Regions from separate parts of the Homo sapiens genome. Here region 1 is linked to region 2. The links are chromatin loops, found by intact Hi-C in ENCODE. Cell type or tissue: IMR-90. All regions are shown on one strand. Links, peaks and the distances in the headings refer to the core of each region. The heading gives the core; the rest is flanking DNA.

What was found. Hi-C counts contacts between places; a loop is a spot of excess contacts. Peaks named below come from ENCODE experiments on the same cell type or tissue, not always from the same donor. Only the 100,000 strongest peaks of a DNase experiment are listed, where the experiment ranks them.
Region 1: it touches region 2 in a loop (4-fold over the local background); 7 of 110 quality-filtered maps call a loop at or near these places.

The regions. Positions count from the first base shown.
Region 1 is chr2:23,399,142-23,409,660 of GRCh38, reverse strand. The region is part of intron 1 of KLHL29 (kelch like family member 29); the gene reads right to left. It also overlaps the pseudogene PPIAP61. Among named protein-coding and RNA genes, the nearest start is that of LINC02923, 17 kb to the right of the region's middle. RefSeq lists an enhancer at 4,727-5,308. In IMR-90, for the core only: a CTCF peak has its summit at 5,104 (motif pointing left); a DNase peak (open chromatin) is centred at 4,980; H3K27ac peaks cover 404 bases.
Region 2 is chr2:23,755,221-23,765,739 of GRCh38, reverse strand. ATAD2B (ATPase family AAA domain containing 2B) reads left to right here. Exons shown (of 28, transcript NM_017552.4): 23 at 112-234; 24 at 3,394-3,531; 25 at 7,639-8,322. Among named protein-coding and RNA genes, the nearest start is that of ATAD2B, 170 kb to the left of the region's middle. In IMR-90, for the core only: a CTCF peak has its summit at 4,785 (motif pointing right); a DNase peak (open chromatin) is centred at 4,819; H3K27ac peaks cover 95 bases.

The DNA of each region.
Region 1 (10,519 bases), core at 2,265-7,264, 360 kb after region 2:
TGCTGAACCATGAAGAATGGGCTTGGGTTCTATTGAGGGAAGACGCACTGCCTTACAGTCTGGCTTCATAGGAGATAGTTACAACACAGAGGAATTGCTGATGGCAACATATTCCTTCCGAGGAAGATTTTCAAGTGGGAGAAAAACAACCTTCCCAAACTGGCATAAAAAGCAAAGAGTAAAAGATGAGTTGTTCGTCCAACGGAGGAAACGCACACCATCAGAACATTCACAAGCCGTCTGTGTGGGGATGTGGGGAGATTCCGCCCCCACCTCCAGCCATATGCTAGGAAGAATCAGGGTAGGAGAAATCCTTGCCTTTCCCATAACTGATAGAAGGCCTTAATCTGGAGAAGATGACAATATAATGTGAGCTCAGTACAGCTGCGGAGAGTGAAGTGCCTAGATATTACGGTCATATTTCTGGTCAGCCTTTCTCTTCTTCTTTGCTCTCTTCAAGGGGTTATCTTTGTGCTGCGAATGGAAAGTCCTTCAGGGATCACCAATGGGGAAAGTGATGTCTGACTGGTTCTTCATACTCACGTTTGTCTGGCTGTGAATGAATTTAAACCCAAGCTCAACAACAACAGGCTCTACCCAATCAGTCTGGGAACGTGTGTCCAGAACTAGCTCCCAAATTATTCTTTATGATTAGCCCCTCACACACCCCCCAACAAGGCAGAGCTGTGAACCCCAAACTCCTATCTGAAAGGTGCTCATCAGAGCTGTCATGGTTGTCTGTTGCTTCAGGGGAGGCCTACAAGGAGGGATTATTGCACACGAACACCGTATGCCCCAAATACATGATGCTACCAGGACTCGGGATTAGAGTCACAAAGAAACTTCAATGTGAAGACACAACGAGAGGCCGTTTTCCTTCAAATTAGAAAAGCTTCTTAAAAATGATAATACAAGCTCTCCCAGACATCCCTGGGTATACAGACAATCTTTTAGTACAATATTCAACATGTTTGAAGGCCTTAAAAAGAGTTCCATCCATCAGAAAGTTCAGTAACCCAGCAAGATACAAAATCAATGTACAAACATTAACAGCTTTTTTATTTGCCAGTAATAACTCATTAGCAAATATGTTGGGACAGAACGATCTCACTCTATGTATATGTAACATATAGGAATGAAGTTTCTAAGAGCAGCACAGAGCTCACATGAAGAAAGCCACAAATGTTTACAGAGAGATATGGAAGTAAACTCAAATAAACACAGAGAGAGCAAGAGTAAATGGAATAGCACATTCCTGAATGAGAAGACTCAATAATGTAGTCCAAATGTCAATTCTTTATAAATCAATTTACGGATCTCATCGAATTCATATGGCTATCATGTAAAAAAAAAACTCAATTTTTTTTTTTTTTTTTTTTTTTTTTTTTTTTTTTTTTAGCGTGAAATGCTTCTAAATTTCCTCTGGGCTATACAAGATATGTCAGACATAGTAGCCAAAAATATTTTGGGAAATAATAATAATGAAGATGATTTGTACTACCAGATTTTAAAACACAAAATGAAAACTTCAGCATTTGAAACAGTGTGGTATAGAACTAAGTTTGAATGAAACAGAATAAACAGCCTGGAAACACCCTCTAGTCTATACAAGAATTTAATGTTATCAGGAGGCCGAGGCAGGAGAATCACTTGAACCGGGAGGTGGAGTTGCAGTGAGTCAAGATCGCACCAATGCACTCCAGCCTGGATGACAAGAAACTCCGTCTCAAAACAACAACAACAACAACAACAAAAAACCCAACAAAGAATTTAATGTATGAGAGGTAGCATTTCAAATCAGGGAGGACAGAAAGATCATTCACTAAACGCAAATGGAAGAATTAAATGACTATTAAGAAAAAGTTAAATTCCGATCATATTTTATAGCAAAATGAGAAAACCTGATAAAAAGTTGAATTTGCAAAATGAATTGCAAAACAATTAGAAGAAAATGCAACTGCGCAGATATCCAAAGCCAGGATGGGGAAGGGCTTTCTAAGCCTAAAAACAAGAGGAAACACTGAACAACAAAAACGTTGATGATTCGTATAAGCAAAGTAAAGGCATCTATACAACCGAGAAACCATAAATGAATTTAGAATTCAAATGACAAACTGAAAAAATATTTCCAACATTATACCAAAAGGTTAATATCCTCTTATGCATAAAGAGCTCTTAAAAATCAATAAGAAAAAAGATGAATATAAATAGAAGGACAAACAGAGGACAGGTACGTCAATACACAGAAACAAATGCTCCAACCCACTGGTAATCAAGGAAACGCAACCGAGACCACGAGATACCATTACTCACCTACCTAACAGACTAAGATTAAAAAAAAATTATAATAGGATAGAATAGGGTAAAGTGAGTATTCACATGCTGCTCCACCTCTGACTTGGTAAATACAGTTCCAGGAATTAATCCTAAAGAAGTAACCCAAAATGTCCACAGATTTGTTCATCAGTATTTCATTGCAACGTTATTTATAGTAGCAAATTACTGAATTATCTAAATGGCAAAAAGGAAACAGTTAAATAAGACACATTAATATAACAGAATATAATGAAACATGGTCTTTTAAGATTGTTTCCAAATGAATAATGACAAGGGAGAAGCAATGCAAGGTTAAGAGGAAAAAAAGCAGGAAAGAAAATGATATATATAGTACGATCCCAATTCTGCTACAAAGTGACAAATAATAGATTCTAAAATGTTAATTGTTTTTTTATCTCTGGGTGATGAAATTTGCATGGTTTTTCTTTTGTTAAAATTTTCCATAAAGAACATTACTTTTATAATTGAAAAGTTACATAATTTTAAAGAGATCAAACCTTGGTAATTCTATTTCTAGAACTCTATGCAAACATGATCTCACATAAGTCTCATATCTACCCCATGAGGTTGGTATATTATCTTCACTTGACATGCACAGATAGAGACCAGGGTGGATATTGTGACAGGCTCAATATTACCCTCAGAGCTGGACCTTGGCAGATGTGTGTGATACCGAAATTGTGAACCAAAATGATATAAAAAGAACTATCCACCAGAGAGTTACAGTAGGAAAAAAAATACATCTGATGGGAATGGCATGCAGGCAGGATGGGATAAATGAAGCCATCCGGAAGTGATGTTTAAGAGTAATTTTCAATTACATGAGGCAATGTGTGTTGTATACTAAAGTAAAAAAGCAAGATGCAAAATTTCATGTGCAACATGGTCCCAACTAATGTGAAAATGCAAAGCAAAAGACTGGAGGACAATATGATAAAATATTAACAATCATCTCTAGATAATATGTGTGTTTTCTTTTCTTTTTTTTTTTTTTTTGAGATGGAGTCTTGCTTTGTCGCCCAGGCTGGAGTGCAGTGGTGTGATCTTGGCTCACTGCAACCTCTGCCTCCTGGGTTCAAGTGATTCTCCTGCCTCAGCCTCCCGAGTAGCTGAGATCACAGGTGCCCGCCACCATGCCCGATTAATTTTTGTATTTTAGTAGAGACGGGGTTTCATCATGTTGGTCAGGCTGGTATCGAACTTCTGACCTCAAATGATCCGCCTGCCTTGGCCTCCCAAAGTGGTAGGAGTACAGGCGTGAGCCACCACGCTCAGCCTAGACAATATATTTATTAGAGATTATTACTTTGTTGTTATACCTGAACATTTTACACAATGGATGTTGCCTTTTACTACCAAAACCTGTTCCACATTAACTTTCAAAAATGTGTATATCACCCACTATAATCCTACAACCCTCTTCCTTACACCTACCCATCCTTTAAGGCCAAGTTCAAAATTCATTTCCCCCATGAAGCCTTCCTGGATTTGCCCAGCCCATTCTGCTTGACCTCCAAAACCATGTGCTCAAAGTAAAGCCTTGACTCCTGGCTTCAGAAACTCTCACAACGGCATTGTAGCTCTTGGGCTGAGCTCCTTACCAAGTATCCTAGAACCCCTAGGATGGGGAGCAAACCATCTCCTGCTCGAGTCTTGTGTGTTGTGGTTGGGAGCTGAGCTTGCAGAACTGGTGCCAACATTGTTGGTCCTCATGGTTGGGGAAGGCATGGACAATGTCATCAGCAGGATCTGTGGAACTGGATGCCAGCCCCTGACCAGAACCAGTCCCTGATGAAGTTCTCATAGGCCATGGAAAAGGAGAAAACCTCAGATAATGCAGCAAATTTTCCAAAACACTAAACGTATTCAACTGCCCTCTATTCAGGGATTACATCTTTCCTACTTTTTGGTGTTAAAACATGCATTGTTTTGTCAAATGATGAGGTGATGAGTAGATGGTAATTTTTAAATGTCATTTTACAAACTAACAACTGGCCACATCTCAATTCCCCGGTTTCCATCATGTTTCATGGTCCGTAAAATAATAAACAATATAACTAACTTTTTTAGAAAAAATGGAGTTGAAAAAAAGGTATTACCTTTATAATCCAAACAATATTGGTATGGATTGAACAAAATTAGAATATTTGTTATGCATGAGAGAAGTATGCCTAATTATCCAATTAAAATAGCTACCTTTCCTTATCCCAGTTATTTTTCCTTATAACATTTATAATTATCTAAATCATACTCCAGTATTTGTTCTCCTTTTTTATGCCAAGTCTTCCTGTGGAGGATGTGTGTTCCACGAGGACAGGATCTGAGTCTGGCTCAAGCTGACACACAGTAGGTACTCAACAAATATGTGTAACATACATAAAGGAAAGAACTTGGACCTAGAGAAGGTGTCTTAAAATATGAGATTCAAGTTTCATGGAAGTTATGGATGGGGTCGACAATATACTAGCATGTGGAACTGTCTGTCTGGAGAAAACTCCTGCAAAGGATTCCTTTGGTCCCCAGTCATTCTGGGAATAAGACATAAAAAGAGAGTAGGTAAACACAGAGGGCAGATTCCTGGCCGGAAGTGTTGGCTTACAGGCTCGGCAGGACGTATTAAGTGGAAGCATACATACAACTCAATTGCAAGCAGCTCTCCACTTCCTGCTCTGCAGAACACTCTCCTTCCCCCAGGCCTCTCAGCTTCCCTTTAGAAAACAAATCGTTTTTACAGTAGTTGATGAGAAAATGCCCTCTTGTGGGCGTGACAGTGGACCACCTCGATCATGTCACGGATTTCTGAAAATGTGGTTATTCCAGAGAATTCCTTCACGAGATTTAAAGGATTTCTTTTTTTTAAATCTCAAACATCAATGCTTTGTTAAAGCAAAAATACATTTTCTAAGAGGCCATTAAACAGTCCTCAATTCACTTCGGCGTGTCTAACTTAGCAATGCAAGTTCTGATTATCTTAAACAGCATCATCACAAAGATAATTATTCTCCTTTCTAAATTTTTGTACGATTTGCTAATGACTGAGTGATTTTTTTTTTAATAGTCATCGCCCAGAATCTGCCTCTTTTTCTGCTCCCAGGGAACCATCACCTGAGATTGACGGGCAGCAATTGAAAATAATAAAATTATGTAAGATGAGCTTGTAATCACCAGCATTTCACAGGAAGCAAAACGCATTTCGTTCTGGCTGAGGAACAGAAAGTTTCTTCCTCATTTTAAATCTGTATCAGAGGTAAAGCCTTCTATTAAAACACAATTCTCTGTACACTTACAGCCTCTGGCAGGCTGCCAAGGAGACTATCATGGAACCACCGCTGCAGAGAAGTAGGCAGTCAAAGGCATCGAGGATTGCTCCTGAGAAAGGATGCAAAGTCTCCAGAATTCTTGGGAGGGCTCTGCCCACAGCTACCCCCCACCTCTTCTGGCCAGGCCTCCCTCCTCAAATGCAAACACATATGCACACACACGCACACACGCTCTTTTTCTGGGAGAGGCATGGCAAAAATAAACACTGAGAAAATTCTTCCCTGTCTTTTGCGCCTGCACACACACACACACACACACACACACACACACACACACTCTCTCTCTCTCTCTTTGGGTTTCATCTTCCCCTTTCTTTTCTCTTTTGGATGTATTATTGTTTTCATCATCATTATTATTAATAAATTGCAAACTCTGCAGTCCAGGACCTGGTTAATTGCACCTTTTTGCTGCATGTAATTTACAGGTACATGTGACCACTTGGGGGCACAGTTATTTGAGAATGCTGGCACTGGCATTCAATAAGGTATGCTTTTAAGGTTTGAAGCCTGCTTTAAGAAAGCCCCAAATCTTGACTCTTACTGGAGCCCCAGCATGGAAGAGAATCCTGAGAATTATTCCTTTAAGGTGAGTCTGAGATTCATTATGAGGGACATTTTTATATGGGATTATACAAAACCATTTGGTTCCTTTCCCATTTTAAAAACTGGTAGTTTAAAAATTTCTTCTACATGGCGGCCTGTCCTTTTTCTGTTTTCATCAGTCTTAATGTCAGCATGGACGTAAACACATACTGCTCACTATGGGATGGGGACGGGCATGGCAAAATTAACTTTCCTATGATAGTTAATTCTTTTGCCTTGTTAGGTAAATTTTTATCTTTCCCAATATGAAAAATACGCTTATTATTTTAAAAACCAGAAAATGTTATGGTAGAAAGATGACCACTGTTAATATTATGGCACATTTTCAGCCTTTTTATCTATGTTCTTTGTTTTCATATACTTGACATTATAGTGTACACTATATATATAGTATAGTACGTCTACAGTGAAAACTATATGTATATATACATATAAGATATATATACATACACATATAAGATTATATATGATATATAAGATATATACACATACATAGATTTAAAGAAATCAGGGATACATATGTATATGTACATATATATACACACACATATATAAGAAATCAGGGACACACATGTATTAATTAAGTTTCCTTATTAATTAAAAACTATTCTCTCAAATAACCAAACTTACAGTGAAATCACTGAAGAAACTTTGTTCTCAATATCCATAGAAATGTTTTATATTTTTCCCATGGTTTTCTCATCAGCAGAAAGGCAAGGAGGGTTATTTACACCACTTTTCCCCAACCCTCCTGCAGTGCCCAAACACACCTGTGAGGACAGGTTCTGCCCCAAGACAAGCCAGGCTGTTCAGTTCACAGCTGGGCAGAGCAGTCTGCTGGGGGATGCCAGGGAGATACAAACCCACGGGAGAGAGGGGGAAGGATGGGGGCGCTGGGACTCGGATTGCATGGCCTGGGCTTTCACCAGGGGCCCCTAGGCCCAAGGACCTAGATAAGCACACACTAGGTTAGTGTCCTGGAAAGATTCTAATCCGGTGTGTGGGAAAATGGAGCAAAGTTTATCTTTTCTGGCTCAGATTCAGATGCACAGTCATTTCACACCCCGGTGAAGGAATCCTTTATTGAGCCACACATTTTAGGAAATCACCCTTATTTCCATAGGACAATAGTCAACACTGAGAGGGTGAAAATCCACAGGGTTTGCATTTTCCACCCGGGACAGTGTGAAACAGCACTGGGCTCTTAGATGACCCCTCACCCAGACGGCCCTCCCATCCCCTCCTCCTGCCGGTCCTCGATGCTCTTCCCACGTCTGGGCTGCTGGGATTCCAGTTCTGGCTCTGCCCCTGACTGGCAAGCCTCAGGTATGGTAATTCTCTTTTTCTGCCCCTCGACTGTTGAAAGTGCAAAATGTGCCCAGCACTGGCCTAGATCCTTAGAGGAAAATCAACAACAGAATATAAATAAAAGGTGAGGTGATCATTTTCCACAGGAGCACATGGTCAAGTCAGCTGGGGACTCCCACGCAGCCCTGAAGCAGTTACCTCGAGAACTTGCATCAGGCAATCCTCAGAGATGTGGGGACTGCTCCCTACAAAGCTGCAAAGGACAGGCAGGATCTGAACCTGGCAGAGCCTTCTAGAGAATGAAGAGGAGAGATGGAAGCTGAGGGTAGCCTCAGTCCAGCCGGACAGAGGCTCCTTGGACCAGCAGATAGTCCCTCTGCTCAGCAATGCACCTTCCTGCCCCTCCCACTACTTCAGGCAGGAGCAGATCGCTTCCTCTGTCCCAGGTCTCCTGTGCCTACATGTGAGCGGGCATAACGCGTCAGGCCCTGACTTGCTGAGATGGGCTCCACACTCCATGTCTCTGTCATGTGAGCCTCTAAACTGAGGCTCTGATGACTACATAGCCCTCGGCTCCTGTATAGGCTCAGACACCATAGCAGTGCCGCCAACCTCATTCAGAGATGAATTCAGAAGAAGTCCTTTAGAAATCACAGGTGCATGTCCAAGCTGGGCCTTGCAAGCTTACCTCTCCCAGGTGAAGGTCAATTGTTAGCTGTCAGTGACCTGGTGGACTTAGGGTGGGGACCGGGGGTGTATAGAGTACGGTTTCTGAATGGAGAGAGGGAAACCGGCATAAATACTTTTTCTCTTGGAGGGCCCCCAAATTCTGTCTGCTTCATGAGGTTCCCCAGTGACCACAGCCCACCCTGATCAGTCTGTCCTGTCTCCACAGGTCTCTACTGTAGAGCAACAGTTGAAGTTGTCACCCACACACTCTCAACTTGCATTATCTATGTCATGACATGAGGTACTGCCCAGAAACGGGGCAGCAGAGGAAACTGACCTCAGGTGAAACTGGCTTTCACACGGATAAATTTGTCCATGTTACTGGAAGGCAGGAATTACCCTCCCACCTCCAACAGGCCTATGAAGGCAGACATGGGACAACAAAGGTATTCTTGATGCTATCATATGAGGTAGCTACGCTCCAAGAGATTAACTTGCCTATGATTGCATCATGTCCAGGTAGCCAGCTAGTGTTTGAGCCCAGATCTATTTGCAACAAAGGTGTAGCTTTCCCCCTCCCATACCACTTAGAGACAAGATCTTGCTATAGCACTCAGGCTGGAGCGCAGTGGTGCAATCTTGGCTCATTGCACCCTTAACCAGGAGGTTAATCCTTCTGCCCCTGCCTCCCAAGTAGCTGGGACTATAGGCGTGTACCACTACATCTGGCTAATTTAACATTTTTTTTTTTTGTAGAGATGGGGTCTCACTATTATATTTCCCAAGTTGACCTTTATTAACTCCTGGTTTCAAGCAACGCTCCCACCTTGGCCTCCCAAAGTGCTAGGATTACAGGTGTGAGCCACGGTGCCCAGCTGCATGGCTCTGCATTAGGCCTCACCATGTCATGAGATAAGATACTGCCCAGCATTGGGGAAATGAGGAGACACTGACCTCAGTGTTGGACTCAGAGGCTACAAACTCACCCAAGAATGGGTCACAGCAGAGAGAGCCAAGTCACTGGAAAGATGGAAAAGCTGTGGTGCTTCAGTCCCAGACTAATGGCTTTAATGTGGCTAAAGAGCATCTCAACCAGCCTCAAGGCTTCAATCCAGAAAGGAAGAGGCCAAGCTGGGGACAGGCCACCCAAACCCTGCCTGGGGCAGGGGCCGCTCTACTCCTCCACCTCCACCCTAGCCCCCTTGGGTATCTGATCACATCTGCAGGTGGCCGTCGGAGCTGGGGAAGGGTGTGGCAGCTATCACAGCTCAGGGACGTCAACCTGTTAAGGCCATCTGTCCACTTCCTGTCCCTAGTGCTGAGTCACCAAAAAAGCAAAACCCCCAGCACCGAAAACTTGAAGTGTGGCAAGCTCACTCTGCCGGGACACTCCCCAGTGGTCAGCTGACATCTTCACTCACTGTCAGCGGTCTCCAAACCACAGTGCCATCTCAATGTCCACCCACAGGAGAATGGATGCACAAACTGTATGGGATGGAGTACTAGTTAGCAGTAGAGTTAACTCCAGGGACACGCATCAGCACAGGTCAACAGCAGACGGCAGGCTGAGCAAGACCAGCAGGGCACACAAGAGTGCACACTGTGAGTTTCTGTCTACAAGAACATCGAGAACAGGCATAAACCCATGATGACTGACATCAGAAAGTGGTTGGAAAGAAGATGGGGGTTGACCAGAAGAGGGCAGGAGGGAACTTTCTGGGGTGATGAAAGTTACACAGGTTCATCATGCAGTTACACAGGTTCACAATTATTGAAACTCAGTGAACTGAACACTTGAGGCTGTAGATTTCATTGTATTGCTTCTCAACGATCACACCTCAAATAAAATAATAATAAATAAACGCAATGCAATGCTCAGCACAGAGCGGGTAACACGGCAAGTGCCCTAGAAGAGTTGCTAAATTGTAAAACACATTTTTTTCCTAGGTGAATTTTAAAAAGAATTTACTAGGAGAATCACTTTGGAATATGTTTGGAAATCTATTTTTTTATTGTGATGAAACATACATGCCATAACATTTACCATTTTAATCATTTTTAAATGTACAGTTCAGTGGCATTAAGTGCATGCACACTATTTTGCTATTTAGTTTTTATTTCATAATCATAAATTTAACTCTGCAATCCAGCTAGGCATGGAAGGGAACAAGGAAAACATGGAACCCAAAGGGAAATGCAGTGACAGCACAAAGATTCTAGGATACTGTGAGCAAATGGGGAGCAGGCATGCTCTCCTGAACTATAAAGGAATGGCTGAGTGG
Region 2 (10,519 bases), core at 2,048-7,047:
CCTAGCAATGCTTTTTATAATTTTGTTTGTATTCTTTTACTTTTTAAGATGTCCTTTGTTAATGTTATTTTATTTGTTTCTATAATAAATATATACCAACTTTTTTAACAGATAAAATAATTAGGCACAGGGCTTGTACCCTGAAGGACACTGCACATGCTATCATTGCAGCTGAATTAGATCCAGAATTTAATAAACTTTGTGAGGAAATTAAGGAAGCAAGAATAAAAAGAGGTAAGTTGTAGAAATAAACTTGGTACTGAAGCCTAGTGTGCTCTGTTCAGGCCAAGAGTACTTGAACGCTGTTTCTTTAGGATTGCTGGTATTATGAAAGTAATGTATTTAATGTATTTATTTAATTTCTGATACTAATGTGTTATGTAAATTCTCAAAGATATTTTACAACTTTACCTACTGTGAAAGTTTTAGTGTGATAGTGTGTATTACAGAAATAAAGTGTTTCTTATTGAAATTTGTTTTGTAGGAGTATATCTTTTTTAAGAATTGATTTCTAAATGGATTTAGATATTAGATATGAAAAGGTTTTATTTTTCATCAGTTTACTTTCTGGTACTTTAAAAACATGTTTAGGTATACTGTTTTTCCCACCCTAGTGAAATTTATATGCAATTTTGTTATTAGAAACACAGAATTAGCAATTGTGGTTTGTCAATTCAGTTTATAATCTTGTCCTTGAGGAACTCACATTTTAGTAGGAGAGAGAGAAATGTAAAACCAATCAAGTACAGTGTGGTGTATGCACTGGTTGAAGCATGTTCAGAGCACAGAGATGAGACCTCCCAGTAGGGAACCCAGCATTTTGATCAGAGTAAGGAGTGAATATAGAAGTGTTCTCTCTAATGGACTAGGGAGGCAGTGATAGAGGAGGAGGAGGTGTATTGCACACAGAGAAAACAATAGCATATGTAAAGGCACAGAGGTGTGTTAAACTGGTATTGCTAAAGAAATACAGAATGCTGGAAATAGGGCTCAAGAGGTGCGGGGTCTAGGACACAAAAATTATGAAGAAACTTTTCTTCTACCTTTTTAGAGAGCTCTTCCCTGACCACCTAATCTGATAGAGGCTTTGGTAGCATTTGGCATTATATTATTTGTTTTTTGATCGTGTCCTCCTTATTTAGGATATCAGCACTTTGAATGTCTTGTTTATATCTCTGCTCCAGTCCCTAGAACCCCATCTGGTATAAAACAGGTTTTCGGTAAATATTTGAGTAAATCAATGCCATGCTAAGGAGCTTGTGATTTATCTTGTAGATCAGTGTTTTCAAAAATGTCTGCCTATTACCCACTTCAGCTTAGACCTATGAATTAGATTCTCTGAGAATATTAAGGCCAAGAAATCTTTATTTGAACAAACTATCCAAGAGTTTTTATGTACACTAAAGTTTGATAGCCATAGGCAATAGAAATCATTGAAGGATTTTAAGCAGTGAAATGAATTGGTCGAATTGCCTTGGCGGGAAGAAGTAACATGGTTTCAATGTGCCAGGGTAGGAAGATGAAAGATCAGTTTAAAAGCTGTTGGAGCCCATTTGAAAATGGTTTGGCAATTTCTAAAAAATTAAACATGGATTTACTGTATGACCCAGTGATTCTACTCTTAGGAATCTACCCAAGAAAAATGAAAATATATGTCCACATAAACATTTGTATGTTCATAGGAGCATTGTTTATAATAACCACAAACTGGAAACAACCCAGATGTCTGTCAGCTGGTGAATTGGTAAAGAAAACATAGGATACCCATACAAGCGCATACTACTTAGTAATAAAAGGGAACAAAGTACTGTTACACAGTACAACATGGACGAACTTCAAAAACATGCTGGCTGAACATGGTGGCTCACGCCTGTAATCCCAGCATTTTGGGTGGCAGAGGTTGGAGGATCGCTTGAGCCCAGGAGTTTGAGACCAGCCTGGGCAACATGGCAAGATACCATCTCTACAAAAAAGTGAGAAATATTAGCTAGGCGTGGTGGTGTACACTTGTGATCCCAGCCATTTGGAAGGCCGAGTTGGGAGGATTGCTTGAGCCCAGAAGGTTGAGGCTGCAGTGAGCCATGTTCATGCCACTGCAGTCCACCCTGGGTGACAGAGCAAGATGTTGTCTCAACAAAAAAAACCCCAAAACATTATGCTAAGTAAAAATAGCCAGACCCAGAAGACTACATATTGTATGATTTCTTTTATATAAAATGTCCAGAAAAGGCAAGTCTATAGAGACAAAAAGTGGAGTAGTCATTGCCTGGGACAGTTATCCAAAATTGGATTGCTGTGGTGATTTTACAATTCTATACATCTACTAAAAACTATTTATTGTACACTTAAAACAGGTGATTTTTATGTTATATAAATTGTATCTCAGTAAAGCTGTTGGGGAACAAAAACCTGTTGGAGTAGTCCAGGGTTTTAATTAATGAAGTAGGAAGGGAGTTAGAAGAGATTAATATAAGTGAGATGTAGCCGCAGGGATGGAGAGCACTGTGAAGTGAAGGAAGAATAAAAACTGGCTGCCATATTACTGGTTGAGTGACTTAGTAGATACTAATACTCCCAATCTAGATAGGGAATCTATAAGAACAAACTGTTTTGTTTTGTAGGGAAAGATAAACCAGTTATCTTTAATTTGATCTATCTTTAGGAAATTCAGTTGGAGATATGAAGTAAGGAGTTGTATATATGGATCAGAAGTTGTATATCTGGATCAGAGATGTTTGGGCTAAAGATACAGATTTGAGAATTATTATATAATAGTAATTGAACCTGAACACAATGATACTTCGCTGGGGAATGTGTAGATTAGAGTAAGAAGAAAAGTGGTTACAGAGAGAACCTGGAGAAAAACCAACTTAAGGACCACATAGAAGAAATAAATCTCTAGTGAAGAAAATTAAGATAGAATGATTAGTCTTAGGAATATAATGCAGGACAACCAAACTGACTGCAGTGTGGTGCGACAGGAAGCAAATAGCATTTTGAAACAGTTCACGGGAATGGGGTTTAGTAGCCCAGTAGACTGTTGTACATTCTAAGATGGCAGAGGTCATTATTTTTGGATAATATATAATCTTATTGTTCCACAGTCATAATAATGTAAAATGTGCCTCTTTGTGAATTAAAATGAATAAAAATAGGGCCCCTTTGGGGATTAAGTGTAAACATGGCCTGCCAGATTGTTTTATTTTTATGATTTTATATCTAAGTTTCTTACCCATCTTAAAACAAAAGACACTGCTTTCATTGGAACTGCAAACTGCCCTAGTATAATTAATGACTTTAAAACTCAGTTTTGTATTTGAGATTTTTTTAAAAACCTTTTGGTTTATGTAGCTGGGAATATTTAAAGAGGTATTGCTTATCTTCTGCTTGCAGGCTTATCAGTAACATCAGAACAAATAAATCCTCATAGTACTGGAGCTCGGAAGACAGAAACTAGAGTCGAAGAGGCATTTCGGCACAAACAAAGAAATCCAATGGATGTGTGGCACAACTCTGCAAATAAATGTGCATGTGAGTATTTCAGCTCATGTTATCCAGTAGTGAGAACAACTGAGAATGATGTAGATATGTTAGGAATTGGGTACAAAACAAAGTGCCGCTCTTTTCCCATAGCTCTTTTAATCTCTTTTCAGAGGTGAAGAAGAGCTTGTGAGGTAAATGCTGAATCAGAAATATATTTCTTTAACTTTATTTGTTATTTTCTATCCCTATTCAATATTATTTGCTATGACAATTGAACTAGGCTTGAATATTTTCAGTTTTAAACTTTGGTTTTTGGATAGCCATGTGGAGCCAGTAGAATTTTTATATGCCCCTGTCCTTATCCTCCACTCCTTGTACACTATGCAGGATGTTCTCTTTAGGGTGGGAAATGGACACTCCCGCATGTGGGTGTGTCTGATCTGGCAACAGGAAGTTGATTTTTCTGAGAGACTATTTTGTGTTCAGTTTGAAAAATTGGCACAGCCTTCTTTTCTTTGTAGTTTTTGTGAGATGTATTTAAAGGGAAAATTGGGAGTTTTTTTGTACTCATTCATGTTGATCTATAACATTTCCAAAAGTCAAATGTTAATAAACACTGCGTCTTTCTAATAGAGTTCTTCTGTTTCACTAAAGATAGCCTTCCTTGGAAGATACATGCTGTTTTTCTGGTATAAAGGTGATAATCCAGGTTAAGTATCCCTTATCCAAAATGCTTGGGACCCAGAAGTGTTTTGGATTTTGGATTTTTTTTGGATTTTGGAATATTTGCATTGTACTTACTGGTTCTGCATCCCTAATCCAAAAATCAGATATCTGAAATGCTCCAACGAGCAGTTACTTTGAACGACATGTCAGTGCTCAAAAAGTGTTGGATTTTGGATACTCAACCTGAACTACTTTGTCAGTAAAGCTAGCTATAATATGTTGTTTCACCAGTGGCATTGAATTTGAATGAATAAACTATACCCACCTTTTTAAAGCTTGTCCCCTTTTGGTAAGTGGCATTTGTATATGAGAAAGTTTGAGAAAGGACTCGATGATGCCGTGAAACTGATTAAGCCTATTTGGCCTAGTTGTATTTCAGATCATGACTTGGATTGTGTAATGTAGTACTCTAATTTAAACTTTGAAATTCTTTACATTCTATGCATCTGCTACAAATATTTATGAATGAAAATACATTGACTATTCACTTGAAGAAGTTTTAAGTGCCTTTAAATATTTTAAAAACTTTTTGAATCTACAAATATGAGTTTTGTTTTCTCTTACCAGTAGATGGCATATGCGACCCATAATTTTTCTGTTTTACATTAACTTAAATAAGAAATCTGAATGTCCCTAAGGCGTAGTTGCTTTCCTAAGGCCTTAGTTTTGGAAACAAACTCAGTGATGCTATAAAAATTGACTCTAAAGATCGTGTCTCTAAATGGACTTTTCACACAGAGCACCCCGATGAAGGAAGTGGTGTGTGTGTGTGTGTGTGTATGTGTGTGTGTGTGTGTATATGTGTGTGTGTGTGTGTGTGTGTGTGTGTGTATATATATAAATTTATTTATTTTTTTTTTTTTTCTTGAGACAGAGTCTCTCTCTGTTGCCCAGGCTGGAGTGCAGTGGCTCAGTCTTGGCTCGCTGCAACCTCCGCCTCCTCAGGTTCAAGCAATTCTCCCACCTCAGCTTCCCAAGCTACTGGGACGACAGGCGCCTGCCAGCACACCTGGCTCATTTTTTTGTATTTTTAGTAGAGATGGGGTTTTACCATGTTGGTCAGGTAGGTCTCGAACTCCTGACTTCAAGTGATCCGTCAGCCTCGGCCTCCCAAAGTGCTGGAAGTACAGGTGTGAGCCACCATGCCTAGCTGGAAATGGTATATTAAGCATTAGGTCCACAAATACTAATATATACTCTTGCCACATGCCAGGTACTGTGAAGATACATCAGTGACTAAAACAAAAATCTCTTCTTGTGGAGCTAATGTGGTCTGTTTCTCTTATTTTGCCAAAATTATACCAACCATTAGAAATAATTATATAAGGAAGAGAAAAATACCTCCAGTCCTACTTCCCAAAGATTAAGACCATTTTCTCTTACCGTATTAGCCAGGTCTATCCTGCAGTAACTTGCTTCAGCAGGGCTCCCAGCCTTTGCTTATGTACTGCATGTCAGGTAGTTGAGGTGACTCCTGATTGAGCAGAGTTCAGCTTCATTTTGCTCTAGTTTCATGGCTTAGGAAAGAAAAAGGGAACCTATTGTACTTTCAGTTACATGGTTGCAGAATAAGAGAGGTTATGGTGTCAGGAATGGCCTGTCAGGTAGTAAAAGCCTAATAGCGCTAACTTGCAGAGTCAGAGCAAGCTGAATGCTTTTTATTTTTTATATGGACTAGATTAGTTTTTCTTATAGCTAATGGGATGTTTACAAATGCCCATCACCTGAGCCTGTGTACCAGATTTTAACAGTAGATTAATACAGAAATTTTCTTCTCTATGCTAATTACCCTGTAACTTTAAATTATATAAATAGAAATTAATAGGGGAAAAGAATGAAGAGTTAGTGCTAACAGGATTACAGTTTTGAAGGAAAAATACATGTTGAGCCAAATGACTCAATAACCTGAATTTTGGAGATGATTTCAGAAACCTTTAGGAGATATATTCTTAGGTAAGAAAGAAGAGTAATATTTATAACTAAATTTATCTATTTCTTGTGAATTTACAGAGATGCAGCAGGAATTAAAGATGAAAGGATTAAATAAGTATGTAAATACACTACACTGTTGATAGATTCTAAATTCATATTAAGCAGTGTGAATATAAGAAACAAGGGTTGTCATTAAAAGACCATATTCCTTTCTGTCTCTATAAAGCAATTTTTAAACTACAGATTAAACAGCCTACAGTTAGTGATTTCATATTTATATTTTCTTTAAAAAATATCTTTGCCCAGGAAGCTTTTCAGCTTTGATGTATTAAACATATATATTGTCTTTTTTTAAGTTAAAATTATTATGTTCATAACCACAGAAAAAATGAATATTTTTATTCTGATACTTTCAACAAACTAGTATTTAGAATTTGGGGTTAGATACCAGAAGTGATTCAGCTCTAGCATAAGTGGTTTGCTTTAATAATTTTTGTATTTAAGTGTTCTGAAGAACACTTAACTGTATTATGCAAGTGTCCCAAATTATAAAAGTTAACTTTTTGTTTATTTAAGGGACAATGAGGTAGACTTGCTTAACCATCTACCTCAATTTGATACATATGTGAGAAATTAAAAATTCCAGGGTCCATTAATACCTAGAGGCCCTAGCTGCCTACTCATAAAGCTCATGATAGTTTCTAGCATCTAAGAGTATAGTCCTTACAACTTTTGTAGGCCTCCCTTTTCACATAAGTGACCAAGTATTTATTTTCAGTGTTTTGTTTATGTTGTTGTTGTTGCCTTGATAGCAGAGGGCTTAGTTTTCCTACATATTCTCAAATAACTTTGCAAGAAATTGATGCTGCTGGGTGAACTGTTTGTGCTAGAAGAGATTAACAGTTGGCTCACCAAATTGTCCAAATAACCTTCATAAGGCATCTATCCATGGTCATACTTAACTTTGGGTGATTCCTTTTTCTGGAAGGAGAGGTTTCTTTGTGAGGATACCCTTAACTGTTCTGTTATGCTATATTGAATCATGTCTTTATTTTCTTTCATGATTTAGGAGCTACCTTTTGCTAGTAAAACATCCACCTTCCTGGTGGAAATCCAGGGCTTTGGCCCCAAACTTTCTGGCAGCCTGGTAATGTGGTCATTCTTTAAATGTGTATATTATATGCGTGGCTTTTGGATGTTGAAAATTAGGAACAGTAGTAAAGTAGGATCTAGGATAGTAGAAAAGATTAGTGCTGAATAAACTCATACAGGAAATACATTAAAAAATGTTTTATTCTGCAGAGTTCATCCCTGACTTCATATCCATTCCATTTGTAGGTTGCAAGGATTAGTCAGCATGAATGTCAAGAGCTAAGTAGTTTTTGTGTGTTACATCAGCATGGGTTTACTTTCTTTTGGGTCCTGTTTAATAAACATATGTAAAATTGGTATTGCATTCCAAGTTCTACATATCTTTTTTCCTTCCTTGTAAAACAGTTCGGGTTCGGAGAAAATCAAGGCGGAGATCACAGTGGGGTAAAGGAATTATTAAGAAAAGGAAAGTTAATAATTTAAAAAAAGATGAAGAAGACACCAAATTTGCAGACTATGAGAACCATACGGAGGACAGGAAATTATTAGAGAATGGAGAGTTTGAGGTAAGCACTGACTGCCATGAGGAAAATGGAGAAGAGACTGGAGACTTATCTATGACCAATGATGAATCATCCTGTGACATCATGGACTTGGACCAGGGGCAGAGGCTTAACAATGGAGCAGGCACAAAAGAGAACTTTGCATCTACTGAGGAGGAAAGTTCAAATGAATCTCTACTGGTCAACAGCAGCAGTTCCTTAAACCCGGAGCAGACCTCCAGGAAAGAGACTTTCCTTAAAGGAAATTGTCTAAATGGTGAGGCTTCCACTGACAGTTTTGAAGGAATACCAGTTCTGGAATGTCAGAATGGCAAGCTTGAAGTAGTTTCTTTCTGTGATAGTGGAGATAAATGTAGTTCTGAACAAAAGATTCTTCTGGAGGACCAGTCAAAAGAAAAACCAGAAACTTCGACTGAAAATCATGGAGATGATCTTGAGAAACTAGAGGCACTGGAATGTAGCAATAATGAGAAGTTAGAACCTGGCTCTGATGTGGAGGTTAAAGATGCAGAACTGGATAAAGAAGGTAGAGCTAATATTTGAAAAATCTTCTGAAGGTTTAAACTCCAGAGTTAATTCGTTGTGTATTTTATCTGGTTCCCAGTAGTAATAGTTGATGAATAATTATACCCCTCTGAGAATATGTTAAAGTTTTCATCCTATTCTCTAGAAAAGCACACATGTGTGCACGTACACACACACACAGAGGCATGCACCAAATTTTGCTTTAAGTTTCAGAGGGTGTATCGTTTCGAGTGCATTGCTTTACTGGCCGCTTACTCTTCTGCCTCCTGCCTGATTATCACCCCTAGCCTCAGGGATTTATGACTGAAAGCTGAGTAAATCCACAGGTGTTAAGAAGATGGAATTCCAAGAAGAATTATTGGCATGGGCTGGGTGTGGGCAGAGAAGACTTAGTGATAATAGCAGTATGATATATTCGGAAGAGTAATATAGACCTAGATTAAATTACCACTCTTGTTCATTATAATCATGTGACTTTCAGCTCATTATTTACACTCTCCAAGCCTATTTATTCATCTAGGAAATTCAACTTCAGAATGGTGTTGCAAGGATTAAATAAGTCGTGTATTTTAATTGCCTCTCGTGGTAACTGGCACATACTAAGGTATATTCATTCCAGGAAGTCATTGTTAATTGAATCCAAGGGCTGTTCAGTCTAAAAGCCTTCATTGCTTTATAAGTCCAATAGTGGGGGAAAGAAGCAGAGCAATCATTGTCAAGTTTACCTTGTTCTCAGGGAATCAGAGTACTCTCCCAGCTTCTGACTTCTTATGGCTACATGATTCATTTAAGAAGCAGCAGAAAGAGGGAGTTAAGGGTTTCTAGCCTGTCTTTATCATTATTCTTTAGCCCATAGCAGGGTCTGGGATGAGTTGATATCTACCCTGCTCAATATACATTTCCTTCCTGGATAGGTACTCTTATAGGAGGCTATCCTAAAATTATATTATTTTCTCTAAATTGTGTGGAGTGGAGAACACAGCTTCAGCCTGGGATTTGGGCTATGTGGGAAAATTTTTTTTTTTTCTGCCAGTATTTTAAGTCCTTTAGCAGAGTTAGGAAGCAGGAAAATATTATTCAAAGTCTAAGAATTCCTTTAATGGATAAAGAGAAATTTACTGTTCTTAAATGCTACCTGTTAAACATTTGTCTTATTCTTCAATATTTAATACTAAAATAGTTTTCAGAGCAGTATTCATTCTGGGCTATCAGATAGACAGAACTTTAAAAATATGTTAAAGCTAGGGTTAAGTAATGAATATAACAGCATGGGAAAAGTGGAGAAGGAATCTGGTATGAGGCCGAATGGGTGGGGATAGAGGAGTCTATTTTAATGCTGATTTCTATGAGATTTCCATAAGCGTGCTGAAAAAGGCTTAAATTAATATTGTGTTCAGTTGGTGATCTAAACACTATAAAGATAATTGTTGTGTAAAAGTTTGACCTGAAGCTTTCATTTGGAATTATCAGGACAGTATCCTAATCTGAGTTTTCAGGCCTCTAGAAGTCCATGGATGTAGTAATGAGGATCAATATGATTTTAACAAAACTCCTAGCATATGGTAATTGAACTATGAAGTCTTTCACATTAAAAGCAGCCTGAAATATAAAATTTCTCTGATATATCATGATACATGTTTTTGAAGGCAATACTTTGGTTCGTTTGCTGTTTGTTTTATAAAGCAGGCATTGAGAAGGAGGATGAGTTTAAAGACTTGGGAGTAAGAAATAAGAGGACTAATGTAGGATGGAGGCGGGTCCCTGCATTGAGACACTTAATAAATATGTTCTCCTTAGTGTCCCTGACATGGGCCACATCCTGTATGAAATTCTGAAACAGTCCAAGTTTGTCTTTGTGTTCCTTCCCCTCACTCATCCTCCTCTTAAGAGTAGTCCTACTTAGGGGAGCACAGGGCTCCATGGTCTACCCACCCTTTGTACCCCTCAGAATGCCTGGGTTCGTGAAATTATGCTTAGCCACCTTAAAATTTCTGTTTGTTTAGTGTGGCTGGTTTCAGCAAAATGTGAGGAGGAAAGTAATTAGATTACACTAATTTACTCTAAGGTAGGAAAGAACACCAGCCCTATTACACTTTTAATGGGTTTATATTTTTAAGAAAAAAATGTTAAACTCTGAATCAATTTCTAATAGAATTTTAGGCAGTGTAACAGACAAGAAATTTCAGGCAATGCTGAAG